2 separate regions of the Homo sapiens genome follow, and region 2 is linked to region 1. The links are chromatin loops, found by intact Hi-C in ENCODE. Cell type or tissue: PC-3. All regions are shown on one strand. Links, peaks and the distances in the headings refer to the core of each region. The heading gives the core; the rest is flanking DNA. Region 1 has its middle 130 kb from the start of SATB1. Region 2 overlaps BALR6 (B-cell acute lymphoblastic leukemia associated long RNA 6).

Region 1 (10,322 bases), core at 1,366-9,365:
TCTGGGACCCTGCTATTTCTTACGTTATGATGGGTGTACAAATTAAACTGATGGGTTCACAAGAACTTTATAATACACATTATAGTTTTTGTTCTTCTTTATTTTCCACAATAAATACATGTGGCTTACCAGAACTACAAAGGAAATAAGATCAAGTTCTCACTTTCCTATTGTTCAATCTGGCACTCACAGTCAATCATGTCTTTTGAATAGTCATCTTGCTGAGTATCAGAGAGGTTTCTGCCTCAGAGTGTTCTTGTTTCTTTGTGACCACACCTGTAAAAGTCTTTTGCTCTTTTGGTAATGTTCACATTACCATGACCATGGCAGTGTCTGTCAGATTGACACATGTTAGAATCATCTGGGGGGCTTGTTAAAACACAGAGTTTCTGATTCAGTGGGTCTAGGGTGAAGCTTGAGGACTTGCATTTGAAATATGAGCCCAAGTGATGCTGTTGCTGCTGGTCCAGGGACTACACTGTGGCTATTGATTGGTCTTTCTTATTGTGGCCAGACGTTGCCTTATTACAGCTATAGGATACCAGTATCCTATTAAGGTGGCCATTGAATACCCTCAAATCAATTTTAGAAGACACGCCACATATGTGGGTGCATGCACACTTTAGAATATTTATATATCAATCACTTTAAAAGATAATAAATCTATATCTCATTAGTGTTACATTAAATATAGAACACTGTGGTTCTCACGTGTTTGCTCTTAATTAGATATAGAAATTTCTGTCTATACCTGGGAATATATTTCCCTTTTGACTCCCAAACCACTATATATAATTAATACTTAGAGAAGATATAATCTTTGCAAATGAATTAACTTGCAGATATACACTGATAATTTAAATAGAACTTTTTTTATTTTGGTAAGTAATGCATATGTTAATAAAAACATTTAAAAATATATAAAATTTTAAGAATTTTAAAGAAATAAAGAAAAAAAGTTCAAAATAACACATGAAGGTTACCACAAACCCCACACTCTAGACAACCTCCATGAATGTTATATATCTCTCCTGCCTCTTTTGTTCTCCTTTTTTTCACTTTATGAAATTGGAACCACGTTGTACATACTGTTCTGCAATTTTTTTTCACCAAATGATAAATTGTGATTATTTTCCTATACCACTAAATATGCTTCAACAGTATGATTTCTAATGACTGCAAAGTGTTCTTTCACAACGAGACATTTTAATTTATTTGGTTTATCCTCTATTGTTGGGCATTCAAAGTATTTTATTTTTTGCTACTGTAAATAATACCGTGAGATAGTTCCAGGTTAAAATTCCATTCTGGCTGATCACCAGAATACAACTTTATCTAATTTCCAACTAAAACAAAACAACTATAAAGACCAGAAAATAATGAAAGCTCATAGAAACTCTAAAAATTTTGATTTATTAGCAATTAAACATTAGACTCTCAAAGGACTACTAATTACAAAGCAAAAAAAAAAAAAAAACTGGGCAAGAAACAAAACTATTTAAGTTTTACCTCATGAGATGCCCAATCTTTATCTCCTGTATTTAGTACAAAAGCCCTCTGAGAAGAAAAATGACTCTATGTGCATTCCCACTCTCCTTCCCCTACTCGGAATTCAAGATCTTCGCTAAATGGAACATTAGAAGCTATTCTTTGCACTACAGCTGTTTCTTCTTAAGAATGCCACTCTTTCCTTTTGATACCTCTTTTTTGTACACCACTACATAAACAGTTATACCCAAGGTGCAACTGATGAAACAAATGGGATGCTGGTGGTAATACCTCCCATCCTAGGATACGGAGCTCTATAAAGAAATCTGTTAAGTTAGGGGCAGAGATAGGAAGAATGCTGGGAAATGTGCATCAAAAAGTACCTGTTCACAGTATCATAAAACCAGACAGTAGCAGCAGAAGATGCCATATCAATAAAGTAAAGCTGCAATAGATGAGCACCTTCTAGGAAGTAGATATTGAACTTGGAGTAAACTCATCAACCTGCCCTTTAGTTGTTATGATGAACAAGGAATTTTGCCATCTGTCTGCAAGTGGACAGAACCAAGGGAATCCATATATCTTATTTGTTGACATATGACAATATTATAAAGAAAGTGAAAAGAAAGCACCAGTTGGCCTAAGAAAATAATGCCAATCTGGAAGGTTCAAATGACAAGTGTAACTACAAAAATTATCAGCTTCTAGTTCAGAAGAAAATCTTGAAACTCTTTGGCATCTTTAATTCATACAAGAAAAAATTACTTTGATGAAGAGGGGCTGAAATGTGCATGGTGAGAATAACCCAGGAAGAAAGCCAATAAGTTGACACAAAAAGACAACAGTATTAGGGAAAAACGGATGTGGATGAGATGTGAAAGTATTGCAGATATATTTAAAAATGCAACAGGGAATTTAAAATGATATTTGAGGTCAGAAAGAGCAGAGTTGGTGTAGAGCACAAACTTGGGATCCTTTACCAGATTGCAGAGGAAAAGAACACAGATATGAAAGTTACAAAAAAGATATAACTATAAAGAACAGAAAGCTGATCTATCTATCTATCTATGTATCTATCTGAATAATTAGAATTCATGAAGAAAATCTTAAGCAAATACAACAGAAAAAAACACCAAAAATATTATTGAGAAAAAGTCTTTCAAAAAAAAAGATTTCATGAGCTATTAATTTGCAGGGAAAAAAATCGGTGAATTCATACCCATAACTGAACTTATTCTGTGTGATGCTTTAAGAAAACATGGCCACATGTTATTTTATATTCTTCCCTTCAAGAGCTTAGTTTCTCTTCCCTTGAGAATGGACCAGATTTAGTAGTGACTTGCTTCTAACTTGCTTCTGGAAACGACAGTTTGTGACTTAGAGACTAGAACATAAAAGACACCACAGCTTCTGTCTCTCTCTCTCTCTCTCTCTCTCTCTCTCTCTCTCTCTGTCTCTCTCTCTCTCTTTCTTTTCACTTGCTTTGAGGGGAGTCAGCTGCTTTATAAAATAGTTCTATGTGGTAAAGAACAAAAGCATCCAGATGAGAACGAGTAAGGAACTGAGGCCTCCAGCCAATAGCCAATGTGAGTGAACCATCTTAGAAGTGGATCCTTCAGCTCCACGCAGGCCTTCAGATAACTATAGCTCTAGCCAATACCTTGACTGCAACCTCATCAGAGATGCTAAGTCAAAATTACTCAGCTAAGCCTCTACTGGATTCTGACCCACAGAAGTGATAACGAATGTCTGTTTTCATTAAGCCCCCAAATTTGAGGGTAATTTAAAAATGCTGAAATAGATAGCTGACATACCTTGCCATCATTTTAAAACTACCTATATATTATGTTGATGCAAAAATTATTATATGTAAAATATATTAAAAAGAGTTATGTGCTGATAATAAGCATTCTACCTAAAAGTTACTTAAGAGAACAAAAATAAAAATAGATCAGACTTCTCTTCCACAACACTAAATGGCAGATATCTGTAAATGCATATCTACTGAATTTGGAGAAAATATTCTGACTCAATGATTTTATATAGAGTTAAGACATTCTTAGATACTCAAGAGTTCTTAAAATACACCCCACATATGCCCTTCTTGGAAAAAATTGATGATATTTTAAAAATAACTTAGTAAAGAAACAACACTCAAGAAAAAAGATGGATACAAAAAGCAGTAAGTACTGCCAATTAACTGTAACAGTAAGTATAAAGCATTACAATATTATTGAAGACTAGCTATTAAATAATTATAATTGTCAATAATTATTTTCAAAATTAAAGATATAGTTGGTATATATCCATAGTAATATAGTATATATAATGTATAACTCTATATATAGTATTTATAACTATAGATATATATAGTGTGTGTATATATATAATACTGGGCATCTAAAATCTTATACTAAGAAAGACTGAAAAGTGAGGTATATGTGAAAAAGTGTACTGAACTTTGATTGATGTGGGGTGGGAAAAAACTCAAATTTTGTTGTTTTTCTAAGGTTTTGAAAATTAGAGAAATATAGATTAAATATGCATTTTGAAATTGTTAATTATAACTATTAATGGAATTAAAAATCAGAAGCTATCTTTACAAAGCTTGGAAAATATGAAATATGGAAATATAGTTTTGATAGCAAAAGTCAGAAAAAAGTGAAAAAATGACGCATAAAATAGATCACATGGATAAAATGATAGTTAAAAAGCAAATATTTATTTTGTAAAAAAATTAATTGATTAAAATACCATATTAAAAGCCAAGATTTATATTTGATCAAAACCAAAATCCCACTATCTGCTGACAATGGCATACATCAAAAACGGACACAAAGCTGTACCACTAAACATTAAAGTACAGATTAAAATATGTTTAATAAGTGCTGATCAAGGAAACCATATTGTTTAATTAATATTAGGCAAAGTAGAATTCAGTGCAACATGTAAAGGATGTCCTTGTCTTAGAGGGTCATTTTACATCAATACAGGATATATTTGGTAAAGAAAATGTAAAAATTATAAACCTCCCTGTACCAATTCCAATTACAACCACATATATAAAGTGAAAATTATTATAAATTAAATGGAATTTCAGGTATACTAAGTGCAAATTTTAAAAACATTTTCCCTAAAGTTGAAAAAAAAAAGCACACAAAAATAGTATACTTTGGAAAGAATTGGCAGTTTTAACTATTTTTTTCAAAGTTGAGTCTTTATGTAAAAAAGTACACAATAAGAGGCTCCAAGTTGGCTAACTAGGGGCATTTTATACTTGCTTCCTCCACTAAGAAGAACAAAAATAGCAAGTAGATAATCACACTTTAAATAGATCATCCAAGAGAAAACACTGGAATTCAACATATAAGTGACAGGCAATACCTAAAGCAAGGAAGGAGAAAGAAGCAAGGCAGCCTACTTGGCTGGCTTAGCTGGGAGCTGAGAGAGACTCCCCAATATGGGGGAAAGAGTGAGAGACCCTCAGCAGTCCACATTCTCACCCTGGACTCCAGTCCTAGCCATGGAAGAACCCCTCAACCCTCACAGGCCCTGAAACTAATGTAGGGAGCTGACAAGGAATTGTACCACAAGCACTGTGCCAGGGAGGAAAGCTTGTGCTGGGTCCCTCACATTCTTTGAGACCTAAGCAGCAATGGCAAGGTGCCATTTTAGAATTCCATCCCCAACAGGCTGCACACTATCCTGAAGCCCAGCAGCGCTGAGGCTGAGGTGCAAGAAAAGAGCTGGCTTAGGCATGAGTAACTGCAGGCTACCACACCCAGGGCTGAGGCATGAGTGGTATGCACACTCCCCACCTGCCAGTCTAGGTTGCCATCACTGAAGATAGCACTGCCCCCCAGTGGCAGAGCAGCAGCATGGCCACTGCCACCCCCTACCTGAACATTCCACTGATTGCCTAGGAATTACCCTACCCCTGCATACCATGGCCAGTTCCTATACACATTATCAAGGGGTCTGAGGGCAAGACAGCCTGCCCCAGCTTCATCCTTCCTTCCTCTGCCATGACAGAGCAGCACAGAGTTCAGGGACCGGGGGATTGCCCAGCCTAGTCCACCACCAATGGTACCTGAACACTCCTCCCAGGGACCTGAGGTTGGGCCTAAACTGGGCCACTATCACCTAGTTGCACTGCCACCTGTGGGCCTGGAGACTGACTTGTTCAGCCATTCAGCCACTGCCAGCACCAGCACACAGTGATCAGGAACCAGAGAGTTGTCCTACAACTGCCACTGCCATTGCCATTGCCATTGCCCATGCCATGCCAGCTTCTCTTTTAAGACAGGCACATTCTACCCATCACTGAGGCCCAAAGCCTGACCTATCTGGCATCCCAGTTGCCAGGAAAACTGCACACAGCATCTACTAATAACTGCACTCTAAGCCACCAAGTAAATATAAAATACCACTGACGCTGTTTACAGACAAACAAATCACGCAGAGACAACTCTCCTGCATACACCAAGAATCAAAGCCAGAGTGCCTTAGCCAACTAACACCATAGATTCATCCTTAGGAAAAAGTCCTTCCCTACAAAAGCAAATTCAGAAAACTGGAAGAAGCGACTTATACGCCAGATGCATAGATATCAACATAAGGACACAGGAAACATGAAAAAGCAAAGAAATATGACACATCCAAAGGAACAAAATAATTTTTCAGAAACACATCCCAATCAAAAAGAAATCCACAAACTCCTGGAAAAAGAATTCAAATTATTGATTTTAAAGAAGCCTAGTGAAATACAAAAGAACTTTAAAAACAGTACAGGCCGGATGCAGTGGCTCATGCCAGTAATCCCAGCACTTTGGGAGGCTGAGGAGGATGAATCAGCTGAGGTCAGGAGTTCGAGACCCACCTGACCAATATGATGAAACCTGGTCTCTTCTAAAAATACAGAAATTAGCCGGGTGTGCTGGCAGGATTACAATCCCAGCTACTGAGATTAGGAGGCTGAGACAGGAGAATCATTTCAACCCAGGAGGTGGAGGTTGCAGTGAGCCGAGATCGTGCCATTGCACTCCAGCCTGGGCAACAAGAGTGAAATTCTCTCAAAAAAAAAAAAAAAAAAAAGTACAAAAAAAATTCAGAATATGAATGTGAAATTTACCAAAGAGATAGATATCACAAAAAAGAACCAAACAAATTCTGAAACTGAAGAATTCATTGACTGAATGACAAAATACATTCAAAAGCTCCAACAATAGACTAGATCAAAAAAAAGAAAGAATCTCATAACTTGAAGATAGGTCTTTTGAAATAACCTACTCAGACAAAAATTTTAAAAAAGAATAAAAAAGGAATGAACAAAGCCTTCATGATATGTGCAACACCATAAAGCAACCAAATACCTGAATTATTGGTATCCCAGAAGGTGAAGAGAAAAACAAAAGGATACAAAAACCTATTTAATGAAATAATAGAAGAAAACTTTGCAAGTCTAACAAGAGATTTAGACATCCAGATACAGGAAGCCCAATGACACCCAAACAAATACAATGCAAAAAGGTCTTCTCCGCAGCACTTTACAGACAAGATGTCTAAAGTCAATGACAAAGAGAGAATCCCAAAAACAGCAAGAGGAAAGCATCTAGTCACCTATAAGGAAACCCCTAACTGACTAACCATGGACTTATTATCAGAAATCTGACAGGCCACAAGAGAATGAGATGATGTATTCAAAGTGCTGAAATGGAAGGAAAAAACTGCCAGCCAAGGATACTATACCCAGCAACAATATCTTTACTAAATGAAGGAGAAATAGTCTTTCCCAGACAAGCAAAAGCTGAGAGAATTCATCACTAGTAAACCAGCCCTACAAAAAATGTTCAAGGGAGTCCTAAACCTGGATGTGAAATAATGAGATTTACCATTATAAAAACACTTAAGAGTATAAAAATGGTAAAGCAAACACATAAATGAGAAAGAGAAAGGACTCAAATGACACATCCACAAATAACTGCCAAACCACAATAACAAACAATAAGAGAAAAGGAAAGGAACAAAGACTATACAAAACAATCAGAAAACAATATGACAGATACAAAACCTCACATATCAATAATAATCTTGAATGTAAATGGATTAAACTCTCCACTTAAAAGCTATAGACTGACTGAATGGATAAAAACCATGATTCAACTATATGCTGCCTACAAAATGTGCACTTCACCTGTAAAGACATGTAATGACTGAAAGTAAAAAGATGGAAAATGCTGTTCCATACAAACAGAAACCAAAAACAAGCAGGAGTGGCTATACTTAGATAAAACAGACAATAAACCAAAAACAGTTAAAAAAAAAAAGACAAGATCATTATATAATGATAAAATTATCAATCCAGAGAGAGGAAATAACAGTTCTAAACATATATACCCAATACTGGAACACCTAGATTTATGAAGCAAATATTACTAGATTTAAAGACAGAGATGGACTCCAATCCAATAACAGGGACGTCAACACCCCACTCTCAACATTAGTCAGATTATCTACACAGATAATCAATAAAGAAACATTGCATTTAAACTAGAGTTCAGACCAAATAGACCTAACAGGCATTTAAAGAGCATTTTATCTAACAATGGCAGAATACACATTCTTCTCCTTAGCACATGGAATGTTTTCCAGGACAGACTATCTGTTAGACCACAAAGAAGTCTCAACAAATTTTAAAACATATATATCAAGTCAACTATCTTCTCAGGCCACAATAGAATAAAACTATAAATGAATACTAAAAGGAAATTTGGAAACTATACAAATACATGGAAATTAAATAACACACTCATGAACTATAGTTGTCAATGAAGAAATTAACATGGAAATAAAAAAGTTTCTTCAAACAAATGAAAATGGAGACACAACATACCAAAACCTCTGGCATACAGCAAAAGCAGTACTAAAAGGGAAATTGATGTCAATAAATGTCTACATCAAAAATTAGAAATATTTTAAATAAACTATCTAATGATGCACCTCAAGGAACCAGAAAAGCAAGAACAAACCAAATCCAAAATGAGAAGAAGGAAATAAGTGATAGCAGGAAGAGAGAAAGAATAAAGACCAGAACTAAATAAAATGGAAACTATATGTATATGTATATATATATATACACACACACACACACACACACACACACACACACACACACACACACAAAGAATCAATGAAACTAAAGATTGGTTCTTCAAAAATAAATAAAATTGATAAACCACTAATTAGACTAACCAAGAAAAAAAGAGAGAAGACTGAAATAAAATAAGAAGTAAAAAGGAGACATTACAACTAATGCCACTGAAATATGAAAGATAATCAGAAATGTTGTGAATATGCACTAACAAGCTGAGAAACCTAGAGAAAATGGATAATGTCCTAGAAACATACAACCTACTAAGATTGAATCAGGAAGAAACAGAAAATCTGAACAGAACAATAATGAGTAGCAAGATTGAGTTTGTAATAAAAAGTCTTCAAATGAAGAAAAGCCCAGGACTGAATGTATTCACTGTCAGACTCTACCAAACATACTGAGAAGAACTAATACCAATCCTCCTCAAGCTATTCCAAAAAATTGGTCAGGAAAAGAATTCATGTGATATGACTGTGAATTCATAACTCATTCAATGAGGCCAGCATTACCCTGATACTAAAACCAGACAAAGACAACAACAACAACAACAAAATACAGGCCAACGTGTCTATGAAGATGCAAAAATCCTCAACAAAATACTAGCAAATTGAATTAACAGCACATAGGAAAGGTAATATACCATGATCAAATAGGATTTATACCAGAGATGCAACGACAGTTTAACATACATGAATCAGTAAACATGATTCATCACATCAACAGAATGAAAGACAAAAATCATATGATCATCTCGATAGATGCAGTGAAAGCATTTGCAAACATTCAACATTCCTTCATAATAAAAAGTCTTGATGAACTAGGCACAGAAGGACTATATCTCAAAATAATGAAGGCCATCTATGAAAAACCCACAGCTAACATCATACTGAATGGGAAAAAGTTGAAAATCTTTCCTCTAAGAACTGCAACAAGGCAAGGATGCATACTTTCACCACTCCTATTCAGCATAGTACTGGAAGTCCTAGTCAGAGCAATCAGGCCAGAGAAAGAAATAAAATACATTCAAATTGGAAAATAGGAAGTCAAATTGTCCCTCTTTGCAGATAACAGGATCTTATATTTAGAGAAACCATAAGACTTCACCAAAAAAACTCTCAGAGGTGATAAAGAAATTTAGTAAAATTCTAGGATACAAAATCAACATACAAAAATCCGTAGCATTTCTAGACACCAATAATGAAATAGGTGAAAAAGTAACCAAGAAATCAATACCATTTAGAATAACTACAAAAAATCTGAGAATAAATTTAACCAAGGAGGTGAAAGATCTCTACAAGGAAAACTGCAAAACACTGATGAAAGAAATTGAAAAGGACACAAACAAATGGAAAGGCATCCCATGCTCATGGATTGGAAGAATCAATATTGTTAAAATGAGCATATTGCCCAAAGCAATAAACAGACTCAATGAAATCCATATCAAAATGCCAATGTCATTTTTCACAGAAATAGAAAAAACGATATTAAAATTCACATAGAACCAAAAGAGAGTCAGAATAGCCAAAGCAATCCTGAGCAAAAAGAACAAACCTGGAGGCATCACACTACCTGACTTCAAAATATAAGGTTACAGTAACCAAAACAGCATATGCATCTAAAATTAGAATTAAAAATAAAATTAAAATTAGACCAATGAAACAGAATAGACTAATGGATCAGT
Region 2 (10,322 bases), core at 1,058-9,057, 200 kb before region 1:
AACAGAGAGGTATAAAAGAACTTATCTTAGGGTTGTCATGCAGAATATGAATTGATTCTCACTTTAGTGTTGCAGCTTTAATAAAGATCACAGTAGCAAAAACATCAGCATCAAATATTCATTGAGCACATACTATGTACCAAATCCTGTTCAAGGCATTTATGTTTATTTTTTACTATCAAAACGATGCTTGTGTATAGTATAACAAACTGAAAGAAGGGGAAAAAGAAGAGAAAAAATCAAATCGTACAAAATTCATAATGGAACATACTATTTTCCTGCTCTAACCGCTCCTATTTTGAAGTCCCCCTCCCCAGAGATAACCACTTCAGCTATTTTCAGTGTTTCTTTTGTTATTTACCTTCATATTTTCAAATGCAAAGTTTGCATTTCAGTATCTTGAATTTTCAGTTGTAAACATTATTTATTGACTTCCTGCCTTGGAAGATGAGGACTCGGGTTTCCTATGACACCTCTTCCACTTTCCCATCCTTTCATTATACCTGTTTCAAAGCCCTCGAAAAATTTAATTTCAGCACTTGCTTTATTATGATAGTATAATTATTGTTTACAGGCGAAAAAAATGTATAGCACTTTTGATTTTTCTTGCAGTTAATAATTGCTTCTCTTTTAAAAACTTAGCTTTCCATGTAACTATTACTAATTATTTCTTCAAACTCTTTAAAAACATTAACATTTCTCTCAGTTTACTGAAACACATCAAGTAATCTACCAGTTACTTTTATTTTTTGTTCTAGGAGACTAGAACTCTTTACCCTCCTGTTTATGTATGGGTGAGTTGCTCCACAGGCCACTGTACAGCTATTATTTGGAACCTTCCTTTACCATCATCTTTGGGATTGCTTGTTCCCTGGTTCCCATGTTTTCCTGTTTTTGATTTTGTTTCCTTGTATAATATCCTCATGAGCTTCCTGAGAAAAGAGTATGTGAAAGGTAATTTTTTGAGACCTTATATATCTTAAAATGTCTTTATTCTATCTCACATTTGACTGATAATTTGTCTGGGTATGTAATTCTGATATGGAACACATTTTCTTCAGAGATTTTGACAGCATTTTTGTCTTCTAGCTTTCACCACTGCCATTAAGAAATCTGATACCATTATTTTTGCAGTCTTTAAAATAAGATCTGTTATATTGCCCCTAAGAAACCCTTTAGGACTTCTTTATATAGGCTGTCTTGAAATTTCAATGTGTCTTGATAATAATTATGTTTCATTTCTTGTGCTGGGTATTCTATAAGCCCTTTCAATATAGAAATTCATGGCTTGCTATTCTGAAAATGTTCTTGAATGTTTTTAAAAATACCTTCTTCCTCTCTGTTTTCTCTGTTCTTATTTTCTGAAACTATTATTAGTTGGATGTTGAATTTGCTGGGTTTCTTATATTTCCTTTTCTATTTCTGATCTCTTTATATATATCTATTTCTAAAATATTGCCTCAACTTTATATTTCAACCCATCTAGTAATGTTTTTTTCAATTTCTGCCATTATATTTTAAATTCCTAAGTATTCTTGAATGGACTATGGAGCTAGAGTGCCTATGTTCATAACTCAGCTCTGCTGTGTGATCTTGGGAAGGTTATTTAACCTTTCTGTGCCTGTTTCTTCATTTGTAAAATAGGGATAAGAATACCTACCTCATACAGTTGTTATGGTAATTAAATGGTTTAATATTTGTGGAGCACTTAGTACAGTGCCTGGCACTTAGTAAGTTCTGCATAAGTGTTAGATAAATACAGTAAATAAAGAGCACCCTGTTCTTGTTTCATAGATGTAATATCTCCACTGATTTCTCTGGGAACATTATTGCCTTCTGAATTGTTTGTGTTTTTTTTTCTCTCTCTCTCTGTCTCTGTGTGAGTGTGTGTGTGTGTATGTGTGTGTGTGTATTAGTTTTCTATTGCTGCCTTAACAAATTACCACAGATATAAAGCTTAAAACAACACAAATTTATTATCTCACAATTCTGTAGGCTAGAAGTTTGACATGGGTCTCATCAGGCTAACACACAACGTGTTGGCAGGGCTGCTTTTCTTTTCTTTTTTTGTTTTTTGTTTTTTTTTTGTTTTGTTTTTTGAGACGAAGTCTCGCTCTGTCGCCCAGGCTGGAGTGCAGTGGCGCGATCTCAGCTCACTGCAAGCTCCGCCTCCCAGGTTCACGCCATTCTCCTGCCTCAGCCTCCCGAATAGCTGGGACTGCAGGTGCCCACCACCACACCCGGTTAATTTTTTTGTATTTTTAGTAGAAGGCAGGGTTTCACCATGTTACAGGATGGTCTCGATCTCCTGACCTCGTGATCCGCCCGCCTCTGCCTCCCAAAGTGCTGGGATTACAGGCGTGAGCCACCGCGCCCATCTGGCAGGGCTGCTTTTCTTTCTGGAGGCTCTAGGGGAGGATCTGTTTCCTTGACCTTTCCAGTTTCTAGAGGTTGTCTGCGATCTTTGGGTTATGGCTCCTTCCTCCCTCTTCAAAGACAGTGATGGCAATTCGAGTCCTTCTCATATCATGTAACTCACTCTATTCCATAGTCACGTCTTTCTCTTTCTTCTTTTGCCTTCCTCTTCCACTTGTAAGGGTCCTTGCAATTACATTGGGCCCATCTGGATAATCCAGGATAGTTTTCCTATTGTAAAGTTGACTAATTAAGAGCTTTAATTCCACCTGCAGCCTTAATACCCTTTTTGTCATATAACCTAACATATTCACGGGTTTCAGGGATTAGATCAGGATAGTTCTGAGGGACCGTTATTGTTGCCTACCACAGTGTGTGCATGTGAATTCCCTCAACCTGTGGGCTTCACTGAGCAGTGGCCTTGCTCTATCACTGGGGGGGCCTCTGACTTTCTGTTTCTGTAGGCCTTGTCTCTAGGACTGCTTACTTTCTCCAGAGAGAAGTAATTCAAACTTCTGTCAGTGGGTAGGAGGTGGGGACATCAAAACTGGCTGCTTGTTTTGAAGCTTAGTGGAGGGAGGAAGAATTAGCAGGGACCCACCACTTAGCAGGTAGAATTTATTGTAATTCCCAATTCCCAATACTGGGCCTCTTTTCCTATCTCTGCTTGCATGTTGGTCCCAGGTCATAGCTTCTTAACAGAGTAAAACTCTGATCTCCTTTGAAGGCCAGGAAGGAATAGTTAGTTGCCTGGCTGTGTGAAGCAGGAGAGGGGTGCTGAGGATCTGACACCTTCCTACAGAAACTTATTTTTCTCCTTTTCAAAATTTAATTTTGATATAATTTCAGACATATTGTAAAATTGAATTCTGTACAGAGAATTTCCTTATGCCTTTCATCCAGATTCCTCAAATGTTAACAGTTGTTTTATCATTCTCTCTCTAGGTATATATGTAAGCTGCTTGACAAGTGTATTAGTTTCCTATAACTGTGTTGCCATGAACTTCGTGGTTTAAACAAGGCAAATCTATTATCTTACAGTTTTGGAGGTCAGAATTCTGAAATTGGCTTCACTGGGCTTAAAAGTGAAGATGTTAGAAGGACTACATTCCTTCTGGATGCTCTAGGGAAGAATACGTGTCCCTGCCATTTCCTGCTTCTAGAGGCTGCCTACATTCTTTGGCTTGTGGCCCCTTCCTCCATCTTCAAAGCCAGCAGGTTAGCATCATCAAGCCTCAGTCTGACTCATCTCTATTTTGCCGTCCTCTCCTACTTTTAAGGTCTTGTGATTACACTGGACACACCTGGGATAATCCAGGATAAACTCCTTAAAGTCAGCTAATTAGCAGCCTTAATTCCATCTGCAACCTTAATTCCCTTTTGTCATGTAAAGTAACATATTCAGAGGTCTGGAGATTAGAACATGGACTGTTGTTCTCCCACATGTATCCATCATTCTTTAAGCATGTTCATATTTTCTAGAAAAAAGATATTCCAGGTTCATTTTGTACTTTCTTTACCCTGACCTTGAGTTAGCCATCTATTGCCTAGTTTGTCTTTACAACAACAATGGTGGATGCTATTAAAACTTTTGTTTGACTAATGAGGAAATATAAACTGTCAAGAGGTTGATTAACCAGACCGTGGTTACATAGCAGGAAAGGGGCTGACGACAAGAAAGGGACTAGAGTCTAAGTATATTTCACCTCATGCCTGTGCTCCTAACCACTGGACTACTTTGTGCGGTTAGCAACTTCACTTTCCAAAGGTAAAACCCATTTTGAGGTATTAGTATAGGGAAATATAATCTACACTTGCTAGCAGGTAGTATATATATAAATATAGCATCAATTTGAATTTGGGAACTTGGGATATGAATAGTATAATTATTCTTTGAGCAAATGAAAATGTGTGCTGAGTTGCTTGTGTGAGATAGGTAGTTTTCTAGCAATCAAATATATATATTTATAGTATATTCATATTATATTACTTCTAGTTATTAGAGCTCAATTTAATAATTCTTCATCTGAAGTTAATGATTAATTTAAGGACTGACTTGGATAATATTTCTTCTGTAACTTAATTATGTTGATTTTGGCATAACATTTAGTTTTTCATTTTTTTGTGTGCAAGGATGATATGTATGACTTAACAATGTGGGCCAGACTGTATTGAACCCAGTATAACAGAAATTGTTGGGATATTAACCACCCACACCAACCAGTATTTATAATAGAAATAAGCCTTCACCATAAAGCCTCTCCAACAGGCCTTGTAACTATAATGGCACTAGCAGGTGCCGCCACAATAAAGAAGCCAGCCTCCCCATGAACAAATAGTAAATTAAAAAAATCAATCAATCTGCAATCTCAGTTCTGGCCCCAGCGTCACTTCCAATAATGACAAACTCAGGGTTTGTCAGTGCATCGTTAATAGGTTAAAGACCTTCAGATGATTCTTTTAAAGTAAACCAGGCAAATTGGCTCCTTTTTTCCCCACAAGTGCCGCTTTGGAATTGGCATATAAATGCTGATGGGACTCATGGCCTGAGGGCAAGTCCTCTGGCCCTAAAAGCTGGCAGGAAATGGCAGGAGTTTGCAGGGTGGGCTGGTGACTCATGATGTGCTGTGGCATATCTTTGAGGAGAGCCAAGAAAGAGTCATTTATTCCTTGGGGCGTGAAGTCATTCAGCCTGGTGGGGCCCATGTGACTCACCTAGCCTCAAAATGTCATCTTTACCCCCTCCTGCTTCTTCCCTCTCTCCTCTTTCTAGAGGTTTGTGACCTACGATGGACTCCCCAGGACATGTAAACTGCTTTCTCACTTTTCTGCTTCCATTTCTGCTCCCCCTTCTCATTCCTGTTCCTGTTCTGAGACTGTCCACACCCTTTCTCATACTCTTCCTCACTGAAGCAATAATGGCCGGTCCAAGTTCTTCTCTGGCTTGGAGCTGCTGTGACAGACTGTTCATTTGCTTATGTAGGTCTGTCCCTGAAGAATAGTTCGAGAACCTTCTGCGGAATTTCAACCTTACTTGAAGTTGGATTATGTGCTATATTTCAGACAGCCATAATTCCACGCAGCTTTGTGTTGGGTCACAGATGTTTGCTATCTGGGCTCTGAAGTTTTTACGGAAGAGTTTATGTGTGATTTTTAACCCCAAGTGTTGCTGTGGTGCTAGGACTTAAAATTCTGCTCTGTCAGGATTCAGGTGCTGTAACTGAGATTTGTCCAGAGCGGTGGTTCTCCAAGTTTCCTGTGTGTAGGAAGGAGCTGGGGTTGTTTAAAAGCGCCGGTTCTGAATCAGTAGGTCTGACACAGAGCCCAAGAACCTGCATCTCTAACGAGCTCCCATGTGAGGCTCATGCTCACACTTTGAGTAGCAAGAGCTAGTGTGAGGTGACTTGGGGAATCTCAGAAATATCCCATATTTTTCTTCTGGAGATGTGTGAAAATTGCCACTGGTTGATAATGAAACATATGACTCCTTTTTTCCCCCTAGTATTTTCCTAGAACTTATCTCTTCAACCAAAGCACTAAATATTTTGCCACATAGCCAATGAAAAATGAATCATGTAGGGATTTTACATGTTTTCTTAGTTATGATTGCTTTAAAAATAGTGTTAGCACAGCATTCTTGTGTCCATGTGTAAATTAGAAATTTAAAAAACCAACCAAATCAAACAACTGTACATAACAACATATAAAGATAAGTTAGTTTCCTATATCACTTCTACACAATTGGAGGCATTCTTCCTTGGATCAGGGAGGGGATTTGTGGATGATTCATATTGGGAGGAGGGTGGTATGTGTAAAACAAAAAGTGAGAGCTGTATTTACTAAAAATTTTAATCTATCATTGAATGAAAGTTTCTTTACCCCCATTTCATATGTTTTCATTTTCATGCTGATAAAGGAAGAAAAAGTTTGACTTCCTCCCTCCTGTTAGACACACTTTAAATCAGTCCTTCTATCTTTAAATCTTTGCCTTGGGCAATAATCACCATAAAAAGGAACAGATCCGAGGTGCTGAGATAGTTCACCCAATTTAGGCTACCACTTTACTAAAACACCTGTAAGACACATCTAGCTGGTATTTTTAAACAATATTTTTCAATTTGGCTTTAGTTTTTTGGACAATTTCCTGGAGTGTATTTTCTTACTCTACCAGAAGTGTTTAGAATTGGATAATACAGTAATTTAGAAAAGAAAACAATAGATAGAGATTCTAACATAAAACTGAGCATTGGGATTCAAATCCATACATGTAAAGGTGTGTGTGTGTGTGTGTGTGTGTGTGTGTGTTATTGTTTCTGTTGTTGTTACTTGAGGGTATAGATGGTGGTAGAAGGCTATGGGAGAATTGGAAAAGCACTGAATATGTCTACTGTTTTAGTTCCCAAATCATGTAAGTCCTCTGAGGCACGGTTTTCTCATCCTTAAGATGGGAATGGTAAGTGGTACAGTATAGTTGCCTACTTCATATCTTTTTTGCAAATCAAATGAGAGAATGATTGTTTTGAAAATCATGAAATGATGCACAGAAATGAAATGAGTGACCTATGGTCAAAAGCTGAATTTCATCAAGGTAGGACTCAAAATACAGGTATAAGGACATTCCGCAAATACTCCAGTCTTGTGGCCCTTATACCCTGTGTGTTCTTTAATAGTTAAATAAATTGGTTCAAGTCCTGATTCCACATTCACATATGGTGAAAGACAGTGAACTCACTCACCTCACAAGCTTCAGGCCAACATCTATGGAGAGTCTCAAAGGACTTATATTTCTTGTGGTCACCTCCTTCGATTACTTTTACCTACTGAATTTCTGATTTCCTTCACATCTTGCCTTCTGTGGTTGGTCTTTTAACTCTGTCCCACACCATCCCTTTTGCTTGGGCTTTTTAAGGCAACTACTTACACCAAGTGGTTGTATGTTCATTGTCATTTTGCTGGTGATAAAAAGGCTTCCTTGCAGCAGTCCTAGCAAAGCAGATGCATCAAGTGCTGAAATAGTTCACCCATTTGAGTGATAAGCACATCTCAATTTGGACCAGTCACATTTCAAGTGTTCCATAGCCATATGTTGCTAGTGGCTACCATCTTGGATAGCATAGCTTTAGCACCACAAAGCACTGCTCTAAATTTTGAAATTACCACTCCTTCTTTAATGTGGGACATTTGGAATCTCAGGTAGAAGTGGAAAGATGGCCAGGCACGGTTGCTCATGCCTATAATCCCAGCACTTTAGGAGACCAAGGTGGGTGGATCACCTGAGGTCAGGAGTTCGAGACCAGCCTGGCCAACACGGTGAAACCCCATCTCTACTAAAAATACAAAATTAACTGGGTGTAGTGGCGCATGCCTGTAATCCCAGCTACTTGGGAGGCTGAGGCAGGAGAATCACTTAAACCGGGGAGGTGGAGTTTGCAGTGAGCCGAGATCTTGCTATTGCACTCCAGCCTCGGTGACAGAGCAAGACTCTGTCTCAAAAAAAAAAAAAAAAAAAAAAAAGTGGAAAGAAATAGTCTAAGAGGCCGGAGACAGTGTTTTAAAACATTTCTTTCTTCCTATCACAAATACATTATAATTAGGGATATATACACACCAGTTTCTAATACTAGTCGTTCTTTTCAACCCTAATCCAAATTTTCCTAGTCAGGTTTGGGAACCATTACCCTTTTCCACTAGCTAACCACACAGCTGTTTTGGTGATCTTGCCCTCTGATCCTTTCATCATTCAAGGCTCATTTCATGTTCCCATTTCTAAGAAGTACCTGACCGCTCCTGTCTTCATCTACTCCAAACCTCTCTAACATATGGAGTCCAGGCCATATGCCCTAGCTTTTAAGTATGTTGCATTTTGTGTCACTTATCGTTGTTTCACATGCATGTATACTTGTTTTCACAACTAGATTATATGACACATCATGGCTTAGAGGGAAGTACACGGGTCTGGGCTTCTGTCCTGTCTCTACTGCTTGCAGGCTGTGTGCCCTTAGATGACAACTTAGCCTCCTTGTTTCTCCAGTATATAGAGCACATACTATGTACTTCACAGGATCTTCATGAATATTAAATGCAAGAATGTACTCCTAAAGCCTATCCCTTAGTAGCTTCTCCATGAACAATTAATGATATGTCTCCTAATTGCTCCTGATTTATTGAGCACCTACCAAATACCAGGCACAGCCCTAAGTCCTGGGGATACAGTTGTGAACAAGGCAGGATTAGGATTCCTTTTTTGGGAATAGGGACCATGGGTTATGTCTCTGTTTTATTTCATGTTGTAAAATAGATTGTAGAATGTATTATAAGCATTTAACAAATGCTTGTTTAGGTAACATTATAGTCAAAATACAGAACAAAAATATGAGTCCACTGTGAGTTTGATGTGGGTTTGGTATCTACTGGCTAGGGTAAAATGGGTTTTCAATTTCTGTTTGGTTTCTTTCTCAGAAGGTATTCTTCAGAGGGTGTATAGTTTGACTGAGTGTCAATATGTTGTATTTTAAGTGGTATTTTGACAGCTCGAGATCAAATTTACTTTCCTGTATGTTTCACTTGAATATCATTCTAGGTTGTTTTAGTGTTTAGTCTGTATTGCCAATGGGCACTCAAAACATTGAAAATTACATGGAAGGGCTATGGAACACAGGAAATTTTAGAACAGGAAATCTCTGTAAGTCTAGCTGAGTCTACAATTGTGGCACCCCATAATTATTTTCCTTTGTAATGCTTATCTCCTTAAAATATATAGTATTTGTATAAATACACATGTATATATGAACACTACATATGTATTAGCCATCTGAACCTGCATAGTAGATTGCACTGTGCATTTACCTCTCTCTTTGTAAAGAAATCCCACTAAAACTTATTTAATACCATGTTCTTTCTGGGCTTAAGTACATGACCCTTTTTTCTGTTTTCTTTTTGGCATTTAGCCTTTGCAAATCTTCCTTTATTTTGCTACCTTGGAATTGAGGATGTTCTTAGTGAATTCCCTTTACATTTTCTTTTTTTAATAGAGGAAAGTAGAGCAACTGTGTTTCCAACCTTTGTAAATAATTAAGGTCCTTGAGTCCTTGTATCATTCTGGTTGCCCTCTGTTGTACCTTCTTGATTTCAATAATATTCTTTTCATATTAATGCGATCTGTCTTGTAGGACTGCTCTTGCTACATTCCAAATGGAGACTCTCTTTCAGCCCCTTCCATTATAATGCAATAATTGTTGTTGACCTGTATTCTCTGGTTGTGCACCCAGGATTCCATTTCTTATTCTTCAGCTGCTGGAATTTTCCCCTACTCCTTTTTCTTTCTATGCTTTCTTTATTATCCAAATGACTCATTAAGCTGTAAACTTCAGGGCTATCTTCAGCTTCTTTCTATCTGTCCTTGATCACAAATAGTCACCTGCAATAGGCGACTGCTTACGCTGAGAAATTATGCCTGCTGAAGATATAAATACACTCAAGAAGTAGTTGGAGACATTTAGACATGAGAGAGCCCTAATGAACTCATAAGGGGACATAGGCAGTAAATTGCTAAAGTTTTCTGGGTTCAAGGAAGTAATAGCCATGCTCAATGAAGGCCATTGCCATGTTGATGCCATTGGCAGAAATTACCACTGCCCTCAGTGTACCTATCTTGTAGGCTGCTGTGATATTTCCTGCCCTCCTCTGATCCACCTTGAGTCTTCCAATTCTTCCCTATGTCTCTACTACATGCAGTTTCTGGTTTACTTCTTGGATTACCAGAACATTCTTCTTGCCCGCTTCTAATACACTGTCTCTTTCCACTTCAAATTATTCTGCACGTGGCTGCCAAAATAATTTTTCATGCCTGGCACTGGGATCATGGTACTCAGTGAGTTAATCCTCCAGTGAGTCTTCATGGCTCTAAT

The links. Peaks named below come from ENCODE experiments on the same cell type or tissue, not always from the same donor. Only the 100,000 strongest peaks of a DNase experiment are listed, where the experiment ranks them.
Region 2: it touches region 1 in a loop (6-fold over the local background); 4 of 110 quality-filtered maps call a loop at or near these places.

Annotation. Positions count from the first base shown.
Region 1 is chr3:18,290,088-18,300,409 of GRCh38, forward strand. No RefSeq gene overlaps it. Among named protein-coding and RNA genes, the nearest start is that of SATB1, 130 kb to the right of the region's middle. In PC-3, for the core only: CTCF peaks have their summits at 5,370 (motif pointing left) and 5,575; a DNase peak (open chromatin) is centred at 5,244; H3K27ac peaks cover 593 bases.
Region 2 is chr3:18,094,100-18,104,421 of GRCh38, forward strand. The region is part of intron 4 of BALR6 (B-cell acute lymphoblastic leukemia associated long RNA 6); the gene reads left to right. Among named protein-coding and RNA genes, the nearest start is that of BALR6, 140 kb to the left of the region's middle. RefSeq lists enhancers at 4,533-5,732, 4,638-5,273. In PC-3, for the core only: no CTCF peak of the experiment used is centred there; DNase peaks (open chromatin) are centred at 5,032, 5,712 and 6,172; H3K4me3 peaks cover 1,760 bases; H3K27ac peaks cover 3,613 bases.